3 separate regions of the Mus musculus genome follow, and all the other regions are linked to region 1. A link is a loop called in an ENCODE intact Hi-C map of the cell type or tissue named here. Cell type or tissue: heart. All regions are shown on one strand. Links, peaks and the distances in the headings refer to the core of each region. The heading gives the core; the rest is flanking DNA.

What was found. Peaks named below come from ENCODE experiments on the same cell type or tissue, not always from the same donor. Only the 100,000 strongest peaks of a DNase experiment are listed, where the experiment ranks them.
Region 2: it touches region 1 in a loop (2.2-fold over the local background); 5 of 42 quality-filtered maps call a loop at or near these places.
Region 3: it touches region 1 in a loop (7-fold over the local background); 20 of 42 quality-filtered maps call a loop at or near these places.

What each region holds. Positions count from the first base shown.
Region 1 is chr17:56,994,570-56,999,569 of GRCm38, reverse strand. It overlaps Clpp (caseinolytic mitochondrial matrix peptidase proteolytic subunit), which reads right to left. Exons shown (of 6, transcript NM_017393.2): 6 at 3,199-3,692. The coding sequence ends at 3,523. Alkbh7 (alkB homolog 7) reads right to left here and starts at 2,231. Exons shown (of 4, transcript NM_025538.3): 1 at 2,003-2,231; 2 at 1,008-1,181; 3 at 775-899; 4 at 230-640. The coding sequence starts at 2,206. The coding sequence ends at 478. Pspn (persephin) reads left to right here. Exons shown (of 2, transcript NM_008954.3): 2 at 1-257. The coding sequence ends at 113. In heart, for the core only: a CTCF peak has its summit at 2,467; a DNase peak (open chromatin) is centred at 2,309; H3K4me3 peaks cover 1,624 bases; H3K27ac peaks cover 1,373 bases.
Region 2 is chr17:57,057,154-57,064,696 of GRCm38, reverse strand. It overlaps Slc25a23 (solute carrier family 25 (mitochondrial carrier; phosphate carrier), member 23), which reads left to right and starts at 4,834. Exons shown (of 10, transcript NM_025877.4): 1 at 4,834-5,176; 2 at 6,463-6,589. The coding sequence starts at 5,024. It overlaps Crb3 (crumbs family member 3), which reads right to left and starts at 2,466. Exons shown (of 4, transcript NM_177638.5): 1 at 2,324-2,466; 2 at 1,931-2,102; 3 at 999-1,060. The coding sequence starts at 2,003. In heart, for the core only: a CTCF peak has its summit at 4,030; DNase peaks (open chromatin) are centred at 4,086, 4,226, 4,966, 5,536 and 2 weaker places; H3K4me3 peaks cover 4,126 bases; H3K27ac peaks cover 1,714 bases; H3K27me3 peaks cover 2,130 bases.
Region 3 is chr17:57,331,845-57,339,387 of GRCm38, reverse strand. No RefSeq gene overlaps it. Among named protein-coding and RNA genes, the nearest start is that of Adgre1, 23 kb to the left of the region's middle. In heart, for the core only: CTCF peaks have their summits at 3,506 (motif pointing right) and 4,445 (motif pointing right); DNase peaks (open chromatin) are centred at 3,497 and 4,437; H3K27me3 peaks cover 396 bases.

The DNA of each region.
Region 1 (5,000 bases), core at 1-5,000:
GCCGACCCTGCTGCCAGCCCACCAGCTATGCTGATGTGACCTTCCTTGATGATCAGCACCATTGGCAGCAGCTGCCTCAGCTCTCAGCTGCAGCTTGTGGCTGTGGTGGCTGAAGGAGGCCAGTCTGGTGTCTCAGAATCACAAGCATGAGACAGGCTGGGCTTTGAAAGGCTCAGGTGACATTACTAGAAATTTGCATAGGTAAAGATAAGAAGGGAAAGGACCAGGGTTTTTTGTTTCTTTCTTTGCTTGCTTGTTAGTTTTTTTTTTTTTTTAATCAGCAGTGGATGCAATAAATGATATTCTCGTGGCCTTAAGAGTGTGTGTGATCAGGTGCACCCTGGCAGCCACCATGCTATGTGAATCCTGAGACCCTGATCGTCTCTTAAGAGCCCCAGCCCTGGCAGACGGTCATTTGAAGATCCCATGACAGCATTTTCCCTACTTTATTCACAAATATGGAGGATATGTGGGAGGTCAGCAGGCTGGAGGTGGCTCTTCTGGCCTTCCTGGCCCCATCCCCTCAGGGAGGGAGCGGCAAATCACTGAGATGCGTCGGCCCCGGGGAACCCGGTGCTCCCCAAAAAATGATTCTTCATCTCTAAGGATCTCATGGGAGAAGTCATATCGGGCTGAACCCCTGCAAGAAGAGAGAAGCTGAGTGGGTGGATGGAGGGAAGACTGTCCCTTCAGCATTTCTATACTTTTTCTGAGTGGTGGTGGTGACTGTTAGAAACCCTCGGCCTCACCTGAGGACTTTGGGTTACGTCGTACCTTAAGATATAGAGAGACCCTGGCTCCAGCAACAGTTCCAGCCACTGCTCAGGTTCCTGTGTATGCACCAGCTTCATAACACTTGGAGACAACAGGGAAAGGCCAGCAATGGTAGATCCACAGAACTGGAAAAGGGGTATGTATGCTGTGTATATTGGGGTGTCAGGCTTAGTTCTGCCCCCCTGTCCACCGACAACCTAGCTAGGAGTTCTGATGGAATGCCTTCTGCCCACCTTGACACTGTCAACATGAGGCTTGATGTAGCCCCGAGGTTCCAGGTCCAACACATGTACTGGGGATAGCAGGCTCTGGTCAGGACCAAATGCAGCCGCCCGAACCCGCTGCAGGATGACCTGGCTTGCATCAGACCAGCAGGATTTCTCTGTCTCCCTGAAGCCATGGATGGCCTGAATAGAGAGCTCAAGTCATAACTGGGAACTCCCAGGACAGGAAAATGAGGTACCGAGGGGTGCAGTACAGGGCAGGCAGTCTTTCCAACTTTAGCTCATTATCAGTGAGGTTTCAACCACGCATCTGGTCTTCACGTTTCGTTTCCCAGTGGTCCCTGGTGCTGGCCACCCTAATATTCAGTATCTCGGTCTCCTGTCTCTATTTGATCCCACTCAAGTCCCTAGTGAAACTCCCAACTGCTGGCACTCCCTCTCCCAAGTCTGCTTTTTATTTCTAATCTTGTCACCAATGCCCCTGAAGTGTTCCAGAACTTCATGTCTGAAGTGACATCTTTGTCCTCACTACGCATTCCTTGGTGCCCACCAAAACCCTCCCTTCTGATTCCAGGCCCAGCCCCACACTACAGCCCCTGTTCTTAGTAAAGCCCAGCAGTGATTTGCCCCCACTGTAATACTGCGCTGCTCTGAGCTCAACGTTGCCAGTTCACCTTCTCCGGCTCTGGTCCCTTCCCCTGCTCTAAGTACCATCCACAAGCCCGCAGCAGCAGGCCTTCCCCTGGACTCAGCTCTGGCATCAAGATCAGCCCCATTCCCACAAGACCTCCTGACCAACTGTCACTCATCGAATTGCCCAGCACCCGCCATGTCCCACACCAGAGAAACTTGGTCCCACCCGAACCTACATCGGGGACTGCCCAAAACACACTGTCCCCAACCTGGCCAAGCAAGCCTAGCTCTTCACTCTACCCCTCCGAGGACCCCGCCCCCTCACTATGTCCCAGTGGGCGTCCCCTTAGCTCGCCGCTCCGCCCACTCACCGCGTCCCAGTGGTCGTACTCGTAGCGCCGGCGCCGCAGCTGGGGCTCCAGTTCGCGTGTTAGCGTGTCCTCCTCCTCCTGGCTCAGGAAGCCTGGATGCACCACGGCCTCATCACGCAGGCGGCCCAGCACGGCAGAGTCTGAGCCGCGCACCCAGGCGCACCCAGAAAGCAACCGCATCGCTAGCCTCCTGCTGCCCGCCATCTTCAGGGATTGACCACAGCAGGCTGAGCCACACCCCCGCAAGCTATTGGCTGACACCGCACCACGCCCATCAGCTACTGGCTCTATTAGCTGTGCTTTAAGTCAGTCTACCGCTTGTCCCGCCTCTCGGCCCTGAGCAAGGTCTCAAGCAGTAGGTGCAGAACTAGGGCGAACGGAGGCTGGAGGTCACGTGGGGGCAAAGCCAAGGTTAGAAGTTCAATCAGCCTAGCGCAAATTTAGCGCTTGTCAAACAGCACACCCTGGTGGAGAAAGGAGGATAACTAACTCCAAGGTCAGCCCTTGAGTTTGAGGCTAACCTGAATTTCAGATGTTGCCCACAAAATAGGACATCCAAACAAATAAGACCAAATAATACAACCCCCACCTCAAATGTTTTGTGTTAAATCTAAAAAGAGTCTACTTCCTTCCACACTAATAAACTGGGCCTAGGAAAATGGCTCAGCACTTGCTAAGAGTCTTTGGTTTGACCTCAGGACCCCCAAACATGGTGCAAGCAGAAAAAGCAACTCCTGCATTTGCGACCCTCTGACCTCCATAGGGTCATGTGGCACCTGCCTCCATCCCATAAACTGGGATCCTCTGCTTCTAGTTCTAGTAAAACTCCATAAACATGTCCTGACATTCTCTCTGGCTTCAGCTGGCTTTTGGAGCCTGCAACAAAATGCCAGGACTTTGTCACCTGGTGAGTCACCAGTGTCAGGTCTCATGGGTCTGAGGATCAACCCAAAGTTGGTGGTAGATTCTGGTAGACCCTCCACCCTAACTCTTAACTCTCTAAGGGGCCAAGCCCAGGATCGGCAGGTAAGAATGTACTCTTAAGTCCCAGCACCCACAGGGAAGCCCCAGGGGACCCAACATCCTCTTCTGGCCATGGGTACTGCACTCACCATGCACAAACCCACACATAACCAAAGATGTATGAAATCATATTTCTACCCACTGACTTTGGGGTAGTATATGGCTTAAGTCTGTTGAAGTCAGGTGTGGTGGTGTACACCTTTAATCCTAGCACTCAGGAGGTGAGGCAGGTGGGTACCTGAGTCTGAGGCTAGATTGGTTTAGTTCCAGGAGAGCCAGGGTTTGCTTACTGAAGTGGTTTGTCAAGGTGAAGGAGGCCTGCTGTCTTGGAGAAGTAATGGAAGGTGCTTCAGACATGGGACAAAGACTACAAAGATTTAATTTAAATCACAGTGTCTCAGGCAGTCTGCCCTGCTCTGAGGGCAACCTCAATCCACATCTCCTCTAGGGGTTGTTCTTGGGCCCAGCAGAGGAAGTTTCAGTCTGGTCTCCACTCCTTAGGTGCTTGTCGGGGCAGGAGGATCCGTCGGCGCTGTGGCAGTCTCCTTCTGTACCAGTTCTGGCTCATCCTCCCCGTCCTGAGGTGGGTGGACCAAGACCTTGTCCAAGATGCCAAACTCTTGGGCCTCCATGGGGCTCATGTAGCGGTCCCTCTCCATTGCTGACTCTAGGGAAAGCAGTATATGTGGGTAGGAGTAGAGGCCTGGGCTGTTTTTCCCCAAATTCCTAGGTTGAAGCCCTTACCAGTCGTGAGATGATTTATGGAGTTGTGAGGGACCCCCTACCATGGGATCTATGCTCTTATGAAGAGAGGCAAAAGTAAAAGGGCTACAAACTAAGATAATGTCTTCAAAGAAAAAAAGGAGGAGCTCTGTTGGCTGAACACTTTCCTAAGAGCCCAGGCTTCATACCTAGGAGCACCAGCAATTCCAGGAAACCAAAGGTGTAGAAGCCATTAGCATCAGGAATTGATAGCAACACAAAAATGTCACCTTCCAGGCCCTGGCTATTCCTGGCCTTCCTGCTTCCAGGACTGAGATTAGACACTCCTAGCATTTTAGCTTCCAGCCCATGATGTTTTCTTCCAGCTCCCAAGTTTCATAAGATACACTTACTCTGACAATCTTTCCCATGGGGCTGGGGAACCTCTCTGTGATTCAATCTCCTCCGTAGTAAAAAACAGGGTTTTGTTTTTGCTTTTTTTTTTTTTTCCAGACAGGATCACATGCAGCCCGGGCTAGCCTCGAAGGGACGACCTTCAACTCCTGATTCCCCCATCTGTGCTGGCCAAGTGCCGGGATGAGAGGTCTGCAGTGCTTACACCACACCAATTCAATTTTTACCGACTACTGTAATACATCAGGTCCCAGGAACTACATGGTAGGAGAGAATCGCCTCTTGAACACTGTCCCCTGAACTCCACATGTCATGGCATTCACACAACAGTAAGATGCAACTAGGAAAATGCCACGCAGTGCTAGGTGGTGGATCTTAGACTGAACATATGTGACCAGCAACAAGATATACCGAAGAATGGCACGTGGGACAGTAAGATGGCTTGGTGGGAAGAGGGGTTTGCCACCAAGTCTAATGACCTCAAGTTCAATCACCACTCCTTACAAGGTGTCAACAGAGAACCGATGTTTACAAACTGTCCTCTGACTTCCACACATCACTATGGCAGGCACATGCTTCCCAAATCAACTATTTTAAAAATGAAATGTTGGAGCCGGGGGTGGGGGTGGGGGTGGGGGTGACGCACACCTTTAATCCCAGCACTCGGGAGGCAGAGGCAGGCGGATTTCTGAGTTCGAGGCCAGCCTAGTCTAGAAAGTGAGCTCCAGGACAGCCAGGGCTATACAGAGAAACCCTGTCTCGAAAAACCATAAAGAAATGTCGGGCTGCAGAGATGGCTCAGAGTTTAAGAGCACTGGCAGCTTGCTCTTCCAGAGGTCCTGAGTTCAATTCCTAGCAA
Region 2 (7,543 bases), core at 1,509-6,508, 64 kb before region 1:
CAGAGTTTTTATTGTCACATGGTCTCATCTATACCCCAGGCTGTTCTTAAATTGTGGCAATCCTCCTGTCTCAGCCTCCTGAGTGCTAGGGTGACATGTATGTATCACCATGCCCATCAGGCAAGACACTGTGTTTGGTTATGAGACAGGATCTCATAGTAGCCCTGGCTAGCCTGGAATTCACTATGTAGAACAGGCTGGCCTTGAACTCCACCTGCCTCTCTCTCTCTCTTCCTGGAATGTATGGGTTACCACTCCCAGCAAGACACAATTTCTTGTCCACTGTTATGGAGAGATGGCTTGCTACCTTTCTGGGACACAGAAGTCCCACTGGCGTGGCTTTGTGGGTAGAGTGCGTGCCTGGCATGCACAAAACTCTGGGTTTGACTTCTAGCACCCCATAGACCCAGCATGATAGCGGACACATGTTAACCCAGCAGAAGGATCCAGAATCCAAGATCCAAGGTCATCTGACTACAGAGGAAGTTTGAGGCCAGCCTGAGCTACACTAAACCACTAAACCATGTATGTATGTATGTATGTATGTATGTGTGTGTGTATATATATATATATATATATATATATATATATATATATATAGTTTTTCGAGACAGGGTTTCTCTGTGTAGCCCTGTAGACCAGGCTTGGCCTTGAACTCAGAAATCCACCTGCTTCTGCCTCCCAAGAGCTGGGATTAAAGGCGTGTGCCACCACTGCCCAGGCAATAAAAAAAATAATTTAAAAGTCAGGGCATCTGCCTAGCACATGGCCTTTTATTTTTCTCTGTATAGGCCTGGCTGTCCTGGAACTCACTTTGTAGACCAGGCTGGCCTTGAACTCAAAAATCCGCCTGCCTCTGCCTCCCAAGTGCTGGGATTAAATGCGTGTGCCACCACCGCCCGGCGCACATGGTCTTTTAATAGTAATGTCTCTCCACTTGTCCCATACTACTCTGGTCTCACACACTTGCTCTTCCTTCTTACACCTTCCCAACTCACCAGGCCCCCGTTGGACTCATCACCTGGGGGTTGAGTTGTGCTATTTGTGAAAGGGTCCGGTGCTGTGGAACAGAAAGAGAAAAAAAAAATCCATGCTGGGGTCTTCTTCACTAGTTATCACTTACACACCACTCAGTCAGACCTTGCAAAACGCCTTCCAAAGTCTCCAGCTGGAATTGAGGCAGCAAGTACAGCCAGGCCACCCACTCCACCCTCGGGTGTGATGCTGGTTTCTCTGGCCACCCTCAGCCCAGCAGGTAATAATCTGACCACCCAGAGTCACCATTGTTAGCCTATTAGAATAGATGGCTTCCAGAACCGTGTCCCCCTCCACCATCACTCCGGCCCAGAACCCTTAAGGACCTGGGCGGGGCTCAACCTTTCCCAGGAGTATGTGACTCACAAGGTCCCCCCACCCCCCAGGCTCCCGAAACTGGAACTAGAGACTGAGGGAAGGTCTGGCTGGGTCCACACCTACGGAGGGCCAGCCCTGTCAGCTGGGCTCCCTCCAGGTCCCCCTGACTGCTTAAGACTCTCAACTATGCAGACTCAGGTGCCCAGGCTCTCCCTCCCCTCCTCCACCTCTGGGCTCTGCCCAACAACCCCCAGCTCCTAAATTCCACAAGACTTAAGGACTCAGGAATTCTAGGCTGCGGGTACGGAGCGTTCAGAAAAACGCTGGTTCGAGCCTCAGCAACGTTAAAAGAAAAAAAAAAAAAAACTGGAGAAAAAAAAACTGGAAAAAAAAAAAGTTCGCAGGTCAGCTAAACTAATTTGAAATTCAGCCCTGAAGCTTTCAAACTTGGTCTCCAAACGCATTCCAAGCTCATTCCTCAGACCTGTCGCCCTCTCTGGGTCGCAAATGCCCGGCACTTCTGAGTTCAACCCGGGAACCCTCCTCCCACCCGAGCGCTGCCCCGGACAGTACCTACCTGTTAGGCTCCAGCCGGAGGGCAGCATCGGCAAACCAAACGCCAAGAGCACCCCCAGGCCTGGGGTCGCCATGAGTTTAGGCGACGAGTTGGTGACGCCAAGGACAGGACTTCCCCAAGGCGCCAATTCCTACCGCATCTTGGGTCGAGGAGGGCACCTGCGACCCAGGACCTGGGGACCAGACCGGGGTGGGGGGGAGAGGGCGCAGCATAGGGTGAGGGGCTGGACTCAGGCTCGGGGCCCAGCGACAGGCAACCCAATCTTGGAGTGCGCTCCCCGCCCTCGGCGCCAAGGGTCAGAGATTAAAGATTAACTCCCCGACCGCATTCTTGGGCCAGGAAAAGGGAAGGAGGAGGTGGGGACAGGACAGGCTGCGCGCCCTGCCTCCCTACCTGACTCCAGCGTCTGAGAGGGACTTCGCTCAGGTTCCCAATCCCGGGTTCCCAGCTGGAACCCCGAGTCTCCGTCCTTCACCCGGTCGCTCCAGATCCCACCCGCCCCGCCCGCTCACGTGACCCGGAAAGTTTAGTCACCCACCTGGGCAAAGAGCGCACTTCCGGCTTGTGCACCTGAGCCTGGCTGAGAGGGGCGGGGCGAAGAGGGCGGGGCCGCGCCGCCAGAGCACCTGTAACGGGAACCCCATTGCGACCCGGAGCACCGCAGAGGGCGGAAATGAGCAGGTGTAAGCACAGGGGTGCATACCCCGGCGGGGGGCGTGGCGACACTCCAGAAAGATACACACTTATAAGAGGCGGGCTCCGATGGGAAACACTGAAGAACTCACACCCTGAAGTCAGACCTGGGAATGCTAACCTGTATTCTAAATGTATTCTGGAGGCTGAGGCAGGAGGACCCCAAGTTCAAAGCCAGCCTGAATAAACCCTATTTCAAAAGTAAAAGGGGCTGGGAGCGTGGCTCGGGGCCAGAACCCCTGCCTTAAATGGCCTAGTGAAGGTCGCCTTCCAAGAATGTCTTAGTGATTGGATCGCCCCTTACTCAGCCATGAATTCCTCCTTAGCATGCCTGAGACCCCTGGGTTCCATTTTCATCCCATAACCAAAAAAATCAACCAACCTGTACAGGACTAGTTTTGTAGAAAGATACATGTAGGCTTGTAGTCAGAGTGTAATCAGAACACCTGCTTAGATTAAACCCGTGCGGTATTAAAAAAAAAAAAAAAAAAAAAAAAAACCGGACAAAGATCTGTGCAGAATCTCGCCCAGCTTAACGGAAGGCCTTATGTCCACACTGAAGAACATCCGTATGAGGTCCACCTGCCAGGGAAGTGTCTGTGAGGAAGCATGGATTTGGGGCGTCTGCGCAGAAGTAGTGATGTCCCACGGCACCCACACAGAAACTCTTATGCATGGAAACATCTGGTAGCTGGTAGAGGGAGTGGGTGGGACTTTCACCTGTTCACCACAGATGTATGGGCACAGCTTGGGTGGGGACCGCATGACCTCTGGATGTATCTTTGGGTAAAAGGTGGTCATGCACCGGATATGATGGCACGTGATTGCCGTCCCAGCAACTGGGATTCCGAAGCAGGCGAACTGCTGCACATTCAAGGCCAGCGAGGCTACAGAGACCTTGGCTCAAAAGGACAATAACAACAATAGCCATAGAGCTGCAGCTGGAGTTCTGTGGCTAGTTTATCTAGCACATACAAGGCTATATACAACACCCATTGTAGTGTAGCATACGCCTTAGATCCCAGGTGGAGCTCTGTGAGGTCCAGATCAGCCCGGTCTACATAGTAAATTCCGTGGCTACATAGAGAGACTGTGTCTTTGAACAAGAAAAATAAATAAATAAATAAATAAATAAATGAGGCGTCGTCCCTTCCTGGGAGTGGTGGTTTAAACTCTGTTTAAATCTCTGCTCTGGCCCTAAATGGGAATCCAGACTAAGATTTGAAGCTTTTGATTTCTCCACTGTAGCGTGGGAAAAGCTAGTGTCACCTACCTACCTCACAGGGTTTGGGGTAGGTTCGTTACTGAGCAGCGAGTGAAGGGCTCTGGCATGCGCAACGCACTCAATGTGAGCTCTTATTTATTATTCGCGGTCAGACGGACGCCCTTCCCCCTGACGGTGAGACGAAAAACTGCACCCGAAACTTGTGGGCGGGACTTCAGCAGGTGCAACCACAGCCGCCGGCTGAGGCCCCGCCTCCAGAGCCCCTCCTCCTGATCGTTATCTTTAGTGGCGCGGGAGATACTGGTCCGCGACTCCCTTTCCAGGCAGGTCTGCAAAGAGCAGCCTTCAGAGAGTCTGAATTGGGGCGCGGCCCCTTTAAGAATGCCTAGCGGGCTGCGAGCTGCGGGACAGGAGGCCGCGGCGGGTCAACCGGGAAGCCCCGCCTAGGTAGAGCGGACCGCCGCAGCTAGGGCGCATTGACCAATAAGGATTTAACTTTGCAGCCGCGCCGCTCGTTGACCTTGCGTTTCTCTCTCCGAGTGTCACCAAGAAAAGGAGGCGCGCGGGCGGAATGAAGTGTTGGGGAGGGAGCCCACACCTCTTTGTTGATCTGCTGTTTCTATCATCGACTGGGGAATCTAACTAGAGCAGGCGGGCGAAAGAAGCTTTTAAACTGGTTCAGAATTCTTTGCGTAGACCTGGGAGAAGCAAAAACTTGAATTTCTGATAAGTGATCCGTTAGAGAGGAAGGTGTAAATGAACAAGATTACGAATCCAATTCCTGACAATTCCCTACCAAAACCATTTAAGGAAAAAAGGGTAAACTGAGGCAAGCAGAGTACTAAGACGGTTGCCTCTCCTACCGTCCCAGGAATGCGCTGTCAGATGTGCAAAACCAGAGCCTCCTAGAATGCTTCCCCACGCCCCCTGCTCCGCCCCCAGCCCCCTCCCCCAAGTAATGCGGGTCGGAGGAGGAGACCAAGTTCTGGCGCGGGCGGGGACGACTAGCATTTATCACTTCCAGCAAGTGCCGGAGCTCGGCCCCGCACTGAAGAGGCTGCGGTGCGGGTGGGCGCGGGAGCTGGCTTTGTGGGGACCCCGGGGGGGAGGGGGAGCCAGAAAGCCCCCGCCGAGGCCGTCGCTGCGGGGCCTCCCCTCCCCCCTGGGCGGGCGCCATGCGGGGGGGCTCAAGCGACGCGGAGCGGCGGCAGCGCTGGGGTCGCCTGTTCGAGGAACTAGACAGCAACAAGGACGGCCGCGTGGACGTGCACGAGTTGCGCCAGGGGCTGGCCAGGCTGGGAAGGGGAGATCCGGACCGTGCACAGCAGGTACTATGGGCAGCGACCACCGCGGCAGGATCCGCCCGCGCCGTAACCGGTGCCCCTTAATGCCGCGGCTACGGCAGCCACAGGCTACCTGTTGGCTGGACCCCACCACCTCTGTCTAGGTTCCCTTCCCTCTGTCCACCCGCGTCTGGCCTGACGTCGCGAAACAGGGCTGCCAAGGCTCCAGGCCTGCAGTGGCTGCGGTTGCCAGGACCCAGCGGCCCCTCCCCCCCCCACCGCCCCCTCCCCCACCCCCTGTGGGATGCCTACTGGGGGGGATGGACTGCAGAGCGGGACGCTTTCCCCTCCACGGCCCAGAGCCAAACCCTCCTCTGCTCTGTGCACAATCCGAGGGGTGACCCGCTCCCACCTGCAGCTAACACAACTTCACATCCTTGCTGGAGCACACACAGAGCCCCTAGCCAGCTCTCCTAGTCTCTTATTTACATTTGCTGCCAGCCGGCTCTTTCCCGGACCTGGCCAGTTGCCCCAGGCTGCTCCAGCTAGGGAGTCAGTCCATCTGAGGTCACTCTGCTTCTACTGGGGTCTGACCTGTCTAGGAAGGAATTTGAGGTAGGGGTGCAGTTTAGCAGTAAAGTGCTTTCCTGGCATGTGCAAAGGTCCTAGGTTCTAGCTCCAGTATGGGAGGTGGCAGTGGGGAGCAGCAAAAACTGGCCCTTTCTCCGTGTGACAGGGGACATGGAGCCCCTAGCCTTCCCTAAAACAGACCTATTGCATTTTTGTTGACCTTGAGTCTAAGGTCCAACTTTTGGATAGGAATATAAAGAGGCCCCATGGCTGTTGGGCCTTATATGAACCACGACTGTTTCTAACAGGACAAACACACACACACACACACACACACTCCTCAACAAGACTGCCAAGGAGACAGGATTTTATAAGGAAAATCTGGGTGGGCAAATTTGGGAAACAAGGTAATGAATGAGAGAGAATCAGAGTTCAAGGTCTCGTCCTACAGTACAGAGAATGTGAGGCTAGCCTGGGCTATATGAGACAGGTGTCTCAAAATTGACCAAAAAGTGCCCCCAGGTTGCCACTTCCCAGTACTATGACCTTGAACTGCCTCTGTGACTCTGTAGAGTCCTCAGTCTGCCTAGGGACTGAGACAAGAGGCAGATTCTTCTTATGGCCTGGGGCTGCTCCCTTCCATGAGGAACTGGGGCTCTGAGCTCCTGAGGCATGAGGCATATTCTAGCTGTCTTCCCCACACACGCCCTGTGGGGGTGCAGTCTGCTGGAGTCCCTGTGTCCCCTTTTTTCCTCTGCTAGGGTGTCTCCTCTGACTGGGATGCTGATCCTGATGGTGGCCTCAGCCTGGAGGAGTTTACTCGCTACCTGCAGGAACGGGAGCAGCGCCTTCTGCTCATGTTTCACAGCCTTGACCGGAACCAAGATGGTGAGATGGGCTCTAGGCTGGGGAATGGACAAGTGGGTTAGAACCCGAAGCGCCGGGGGAATGGGGAGGGCTGCTTCTGACTCATGGACTATTTTGGGAGTTCTCAGCTGCAACTAGGTGATTTGAGCCTGAACTGGCCCATCCCACCTCCTATCCCTTTTGCAGTAGGACCCCTCTCTCTGCCCATACACGTTTCTCTTCAGACAGTATACTTGGTTCGGAGACCCTCAAATACAAGGATAGACCCTTAACCAAGCATCTTCTGGGTTCCTTAAGTATTACCTTAAAGTTGGAGAGCTAGATCAGGGGTAACGTGGTTGCCACAAAGCCACAAGTCCCTAAGCTCAATCCCTTGTCCCCATAGATGCAGAGGTACATGCCTGTAAGCCCAGCCTTGGAGAGGGGGAGATGAAGAAAATGAATAATAATCAAATATTGCTTTAGTCCCTTGTAACATAGGAACCTCTGTGATCACCCCTGAACTCACGCATTCACTCCTGGAATAGAGAACTCTCCAATATCAACCCTGAGCAGCCCCCACAACCTGTATAAGAACCTCTCTCCTTACCATGGTGGCAAACAACTTTGATCCCAGCACTCAGGAGGCGGAGGGGCAGGCAGATGTCTGAGTTCAAGGCCAGCCTGGTCTACAGAGTGAGTTTCAGGACAGCCAGGGCTACACTGAGAAACCCTGGCTCAAAGGAGAGGTGGGAGGAGTCTCCCATGAGGCTGAGAAGCTGACTCAGTCAGAGAGGGACTGGAGTTCAAACCCCCGCACCTGTGTTAAAAAGCTAGGTATGGGGCTGGTGAGATGGCTCAGTGGATAAGAACACCGACTGCTCTTCCAAAGGTCCTGAGTTCAAATCTCAGCAACCACATGGTGGCTCACAACCACCCGTAATGAGATCTGACGCCCTCTTCTGGTGTCTGAAGACAGCTACAGTGTACTTATGT
Region 3 (7,543 bases), core at 1,509-6,508, 340 kb before region 1:
AGGAGGGGTGCAGAACCCTGACTCCTGGGCGCAATGTGAACCCTTCGCTCTTGAACTTCCAGCAGCTATAGCTGGACAAGATGGTGCCCTCGGACATCCTGCCGCGGAGGCTGAAGGGGCTCAAAAGGCCACGATCCCTGGGAGAAAACCATGGGCAATTAGTGATTGCTGGGAGAGGAAAAGACACTTGCTTGCTGCAGTAGAGTGGTGTGATCACTGGTGAGTCGGCCATGCTCCTAAGTGACCATAATTAAACTCACTGGACTCTGTAAGGCAGGGACCAAGAGAGGAAGCAGAGTTTGGGATGTAAATCAATAAGTAAACAGGAAAAGAAAAAGAAAAAAAAACTCACTGGGTCACTAAAAACAAAAGGCTTCAAAGTAGAGAGGGGACTGGTTGGGAGGGGATCTGCAGGAATGGAGGGGACAGGAAGGGAGTGAATATCATCAAAATGGTGTGTGTGTGTGTGTGTGTGTGTGTGTGTGTGTGTGTGTGTGTGTGTGTGTGAAAATGTCATAAACCCAGTATGTACAATGAATACAGGCTAGTAAAGAGATGCTAATAAAATGTAAAGAATGTGAAGGAAGAGAGAAAGAAGGGGAGAGGTACAAAGAGATGGAGGGAGAGAGAAAGACAGAGATGAAGAGAGAAAAGAAGTCTAAGGATGAAGGTCACAGGATGGGCTGAAAAACGGCTAGACAGGAAACGAAGTGAGACATTACCCCAGGAGATGATCGTGACCACGGAAAAACTAGAGAACAAAGTGGGAACACCAGAGGAGATTCAGAGAGGCCAACGGCCAATTCCCAGTACCCATGTGGTGGCTCAAAACCATCCATAACTCCAGTTCCAGGAGTTCTGTCACCTTTTGACCTCTGTAGGCACCAAACATGCATATGGTGCAAATATATACATGTAGACAAAACACTCATAAAATAAGTCTAAGTGGTTTAATTTCTTTTTTTTAAAAAAAAGGGGGACACTGAAAAATATATAAATGTAATTCTTGAAAAAGTAATAAAAGTAATCATATTTTTTGAAAATAAAAAAGAACTAACTGAGAAAAGAAGGTCCGGTCTGAATTCCGGGGAAGAGCTGTCCCTTTATTTGGAACCATGGTCGCCACGGTTACCGGAAACTCAGAAAGGAGAAGTTTGCAAATCTTGTTTATTGCGTTTCATCTTTGTCAGAGTGAAGCAGGAGATCATGATCCTTGATAAGGCAAAGCTTCTAAGAATCAGAAAGGATTTGAAAAAATTAAATATAGCCCATCAATTTCAGTGGCAAGGTGGGGTGGTGGTGCGTGCGAACCTGCATGCGCATGTGCAGACCAACCTTAATCTTCTCCATCACGCAGCATCCACTGTCTGCTTTAATGTATTTTTCATTAGTTCTTTGAGAACTTCCTACATGTGCTCCCCCTCCCGCTCCCAACTCCTCTCGTCTGCCCACCATTATCAACTTGGTGCCCTCCCTTGTTGGTTGGTCTTCTAACCTCCTAAGTCAAATCTGTGCCACTCACATGTGTTTTCCTAAGACGGGGTCTTCCTCGCTACCCTAGAATCCGCAAGTCGAGACATGGATCCTCACGTTTGTGGAGCGAGCACTGGAGCAGCTGGGCCAGCCAGCACGCTTCAGGAAAAGCACAACCATCCACAGAGACGCTGGTTTCTAATTAGGACTTCAAACGGATCCAGGTTCTGTGTGTGTGCAGCCTATCCCTCAATCCCACCGGCCTCCTCTCCACCTCCCTTGCTGAGGAGACTCCAAAGTACACAGGCTGTGTGGTTTATTCCGTTCCTTTTTTTTTTTTTTTTTTTTTTTTCCTCGTCGGGTGATGCACACCTTAACAATTTGGTACGTAGATTACGAGTGAAATGGTGACCTCTCGAGGCAGTTAGCATCCCCCTCCCCTTCAACCATCGCCTTGTCCTTTCTCATGTGTTTGTTTGTTTGTTTGTTTGTTTGTTTGAATGTGTATCCTGCTGTGTGCATGTGGAGGTCAGACGTCAGCTTTCAAGAAATGGTCCTCACCTTCCACCACAAGAGTTCCAGAGGATGAACTTGGGTCATCAGAAACTGACAAGTGTATTCACTACTGAGCCCTGTCCACACACACCCATTTAGTGGGGGAGGGAGGAGGGGTTGGTTGGTTTTTGGTTTTGGTTTTGGGGTTTTGGGTTTTGGTTTGGATTTTGGTTTGGGGTTTGTTTGGGTTTTTTTGGTTGGTTGGTTGGTTGGTTGGTTGGTTGGTTTGGTTTGGTTTGGTTTTTTGTTTTGTTTTGTTTGTTTGTTTTGTTTTGTTTTGTTTTGTTTTTTGAGACAGTGTTTCTCTGTGTAGCCCTAGCTGTCCTGGAACTCACTCTGTAGACCAGGCTAGTTTCAAGGGCATGTGCCTGCCTCTGCCTCTCTCTCTTTCTCTCTCTCTCTCTCTCTCTCTCTCTCACTCTCTCTCTCTCTCTCTGCCTCTCTGCCTCTCTCTCTCTGTCTCTCTCTGTCTCTCTCTGTCTCTCTCTCTCTCTCTCTCTCTCTCTCTCTCTCTCTCTCTCTCCCTCTCCCTCTCCCTCTGCCTCTGCCTCTGCCTCTGCCTCTGCCTCTGCCTCTGCCTCTGCCTCTGCCTCTGCCTCTGCCTCTGCCTCTGCCTCTGCCTCTGCCTCTGCCTCTGCCTCTGCCTCCCAAGTGCTTGGATAAAAGACCTTTGTCACCACAGCCAGCCTAAGTTTTTATTAAAACAGATACTGCTCACTCTAGCTGAACCTCGTGGTGCAGGTTATGAAATCTCAGATACTGGGGAGGCTGAGGCAGGAGGATTATAAGCACAAATCCAGCCTTGATCTGCTACATAGAGAGACCCAGGCTGTGGGGGGAGGGGAGGCTCAGTCAGTAAGTGTTTGCTAAGCAAGCAAAGCTCCCTGAGTGAGCTCTGCACACCCTCACTTAAAGTCCAGGCATGGAAATGAAGTTCTATAATCTAGCCCTGGAGAGAGGGAGGTGTGGAGATCAATGTATCCCCAAGGTGGCCAGCCTACTTACTGAACTCCAGGGCTATAGAAGAACCTGTCTCAAAAAAATAAGGTGGAACCCTCTCCCCAAGAGGAGACAAGGAAGACTGTAAGAGCCAGAAGTCAGGCACGACTGAAGCAGGATCTCGGTACTAATAAACTACAGCACCTGTGGCTGCTGCTTATAATCAGACCAGTCAACCTTACAGCAGGAGTTGGAAGGGCTCATGAGCCCACCCTAACTGAGGAGCTGGACAGTTGATGGCTGCTGATGGAGGGAGAGGCAGTTTTCTTTAAACTATGCCCCTGACCCCGCAGGCTGACCATGCCCCAGTGGATAGCCACACACCAAGTACTACATGGACACCCCAAATTAAACTGGATGGGCTATTTAAAATTTAAAAAGAAGGCATGGTGTTGTAAGACGATTTGGATGACAGCGGATCTGGGAGGAGTTGGGGAATATACACAGTTGAACCCAGGGGCCATATCACTCGTGGACGCTAGGTGGCAGCACAGGGCTGCAAGTGAGCGCTGTGTGGTTAGACTGCAAAGTGTTCCTTGAAGTGAAAAATGGGGGCCTCGGCGCCACAGACAAGGAAACACAGCCTGCTGGAGTCTATGCCTGACTTCATAGGCTGGAATTCCACCAGTACAAGGGTCATTGTTTCGGATAAATGCATTTCTCTTTTAAAAAATAATAAAATTATCCAGAGTACCAATTCAACAAATGAAGCTCAGATCCACCTAGAAATCACTAGAGATAAAAATAAGTTGTAAACATTTTTTAAGAAAAATATGTAACAATAAATTATTGAAGGGTAGGGGCTGTGAGGTGGCTCAGCAAGTAAAGAAGTTTTGCACCTAATGACCTGAGTTTAATCTCTAGGGCCTACACGATAGAAAAAGGGAACTGACTCCTGCACAATGTCCTCTGGCCTCCTATTGCTCTCGGGATACTCACACACTCGTTCACACAAACACAAATCAAATAAATTTAATAAGAAACTAAGCCGGGCAGCGGTGGCGCACTCCTTTAATCCCAGCACTCGGGAGGCAGAGGCAGGTGGATTTCTGAGTTCGAGTTCGAGGCCAGCCTGATCTACAGAGTGAGTTCCAGGACAGCCAGGGCTACACAGAGAAACCCTGTCTCAAAAAAATAAATAAATAAATAAATAATAAAAATAAAAAACAGAAAAGAAAATAAACTAAAAATAAATTGAAGACACCATATCATCCAGTAGTGCCGCTGGCCATTCCTTCTAGAAGACTGGGTGGAGATGCCAGAAATACCAGGGTCCCTTCCTGGGGGCCTCTCTAGGCTCATATCCACAGACTTGTGAGTAAACACGTGTGCACACCCACAAATAAACTCAATCTCTTCCGTCTTTCCTCCCCTCTGCAAACGACCCGCCCAGCTGCAGACGTTGTGTCATTACCGCACATGTCCGCGAGGGGGCGATCGTGCCTTTAACGTCCAGCTGTCTGCCTCGGACCGGTCCTGCTTGGATGTCTGCCCCTGCGTTTGAAGCTTATGTCCGATTTCCCACATCTTCATCCATGTTTTTAAATCCCTAGAACAGTGTAGGGAGAGTATTTTGAGGACTGGCCTAGTTTCTGTTGCTATAATAAAATATCCTGACCAAAAAAAAAAAAAAAAAGGGAGCTTTGGAAGCTAGGGGTTGAGTTTACAGGTCTAGATTACAGCCCATCTTTGTGGGGCAGTTAGAACACACACCTCAAACAGCTGGCCGCGTGACAACCACAGTCAAGAATGAAGAAGTGAAGGCCAGCATGCTCATTTCTCCACAGTTCTGGATCCCTGCCTAGGGAATGGTGTGGCCCACTACAGGCTGGGTCTTCCCACATCAATCCCCCACAGACCCTACAAGTCAACCCACCGTAGGCAGTCACTACAGCAAAACGTAACTTGAGCTGACTAATACAAACTTCTGCCACCCTGAGCCTTAAAGATGGACTGAACACTCTGGGCATGGCTGGAATGGCTCCAAGAGCAGATTCGTGACCTCTAACTCCTCAGCATCGCATGATTCAGCCTTTCTTTTTCATGGGAGAACCATGGGAGCAGGCAGCATTCTGTTACCATGGTGCTTGTGATGGTTAACCTTGACTGTGGACTTGAACTTGAACTTGAATCAGCTGAGAGACGTGCTTCTGGGGAAATTCACGGGGGGACTTTGCCCCTTCCTGGAGAGCTCCTCCACTCTGTTACTGCCCCTGTGTTGTTCCTACAATCCTTATCTGACATGCATTGAAGACCTGGGACCCTCCAGAAATCCCCCCACCCCAGGCCTTCAGATCTGGACTTTGCAGCACCCACCTCATAGACTGGGCTGCTACCAGGTTCTCGGCCTTGGCAGCATACAGGCAGCCATTATAGACTGCCCAGGCTGTATCAGATAAGCCAGACGAACAAATCTTCCTTTGATACCTATTGATTCTATCAGTCCTGTTCCTCTAGTGAACTCTAATGCAGTTCTTGAAGCCCGCAAATCCAGTGACTCTCCCTACAGTGAAGGCAGACCCTTCAGACGTGATAAGCATTTCAGACCAGACTCCTGTGCCATAGTCTATCGTTGGCCAAGAATGTGTGTGAGACAGCACTCGGGCACTGACTTTCCTGAGAGAGAACCAGGCAGTGCTGTGGCCTCTGTTAGCCACTTGACCAGTAATTCTCAACCTTCTTAAAGCCGTGGCCCTTTAACTCAATTCCTCAACCACAAAATTATTTCCTTGCTACTTTGTTAACTGTAATTTTGCTACTGTTAGGAACTGTAATGTAAATATCTGATGTGCAGGATATTGTGATATGCAACCCCTGTGGAAGGGTCATTCAACTACCAAAGGGGTTGTGACCACTGCACTAGGGTGCTGAGAACACAGCTTAGCCCTGAGACTCAGCTTTTTTTAGTGTGTGTGCTATGTGGGATGTACTCACACCTGTAATTCTACATATGCAGGTGCTTATACCGTCACAGGTGTGGAGGCCACTGGAGGCTAACACTCCCCACTCATTCCCCTGATACCTAGTCTCTTGCCGAATGCAGAGCTTGGCTGACAGCCAGAAGTCCCAGCAATTCTCCTGCCCAGGGTTGGCCAAGCCCAGATCTTTCCTGAATGCTGGGGACTCAAACTCAGGTCCTCATGTTTGTGCAGCAAGAACTCTGAACCTCTGAGCCTTCTCTCCAGACACATCACGATGCTGTGCCTTCAAAAAAATATGTCCCTGACTCTCTGGTAATGTACCGTCAATTTTCCAGGGGGTGAGATGACCTCCAAGTCCATTATGTCTCAACCAACATTCTCCACCGCCCACAAAGCTGGATCTAATATTGGGCCATGGGGATGTTCGATACAATGGCGCCTTCCTAAATAATGTACACTCTGAAGTCCTGTCCCATTGGCCACCAACGCTAGCCCTTCTTTTATTTGAGCTTGGTAATGGTGATCCCAGCCGATCGAAAGAAATCCACCCAAAAAGGTCAGTTACTTAGCTCTTGACTTAGCCCTAAAGTACTGCAGGTAAAGTCAAATCAGAGAGAGAGGGGGGTACTGCCAAGGCCTGGGGCCAGAGGGTGGTGGGTGTAATGTAAATGATGAAAAAGTTCTGGAAGGTGGGTATTGGTTCTGGGGCCATGAATACACTTAGCAATAGTTAAAACACTCACAATGGCAGGGATGGTAGACTGTGTGCTGTGCTTAACCACAGTCTTAAAAATAAAGTCTATTCAATAAGAAAGAGATGCCAAGGCATGAATAATATATGTTGAAACGAATCAGTCTGATGCACAGGCCTTTTCTGAAACAATCAACAGAGGTAAGGGGATGGGGTTCATGAGGACCCGCCCCTTCCTGGTGACTGATAGAGTTGGGAGGGGAGGAGCTCGTGAGGCCCCACCCCTTCCTGGTGACTAATAGAGTTAACAATTGGAGGGGGAGGGGCTCATGAGGCCCCACCCCTTCCTGGGATTGATAGACAGTTCAAGGTCTCCTGGGACAGGATAGCAATTTCTTCAGTGATATAGCCACAGTCAGCGGCCCACACTCCTGTAATTGCCTCTCATCTCAGCCCTGATAGAATTCTGTGGTCTGTCAGAAATCAGACATGGGAGTAGAAGGTAGACTGGGTAGGAAAAGGAAGGAAATCAGCTGAAGTGGGAGGGGACAAGAGAGAATGACGGAGGATACGATCAAAATAAATAATACATGTATGGAAATATCATAATAATGGGTTCATTATTAGGTTTAAGTAATATCCACCATTAAAAACATGCCAAAAAAAATAAACAGAAGTCCGAAGCCAAGAGAACAGACAGACAGATGGCAGATAGGAGAGAACGAGCTACAGTCTGTGGTGGTAAAAAGATGGAATCCTATCCCCACAAGTCCATCCACAACCGAAATAGGGTACCATGAGAAGAGAGATTTCTCTGTGCTGGGTGAAGCTGTGGCTAAGTGGGTAGAGCTGTCATCTGTCATGTCCGAGGCCCTGGTTCCATCCACCGGGCCTGGTGGTGCAC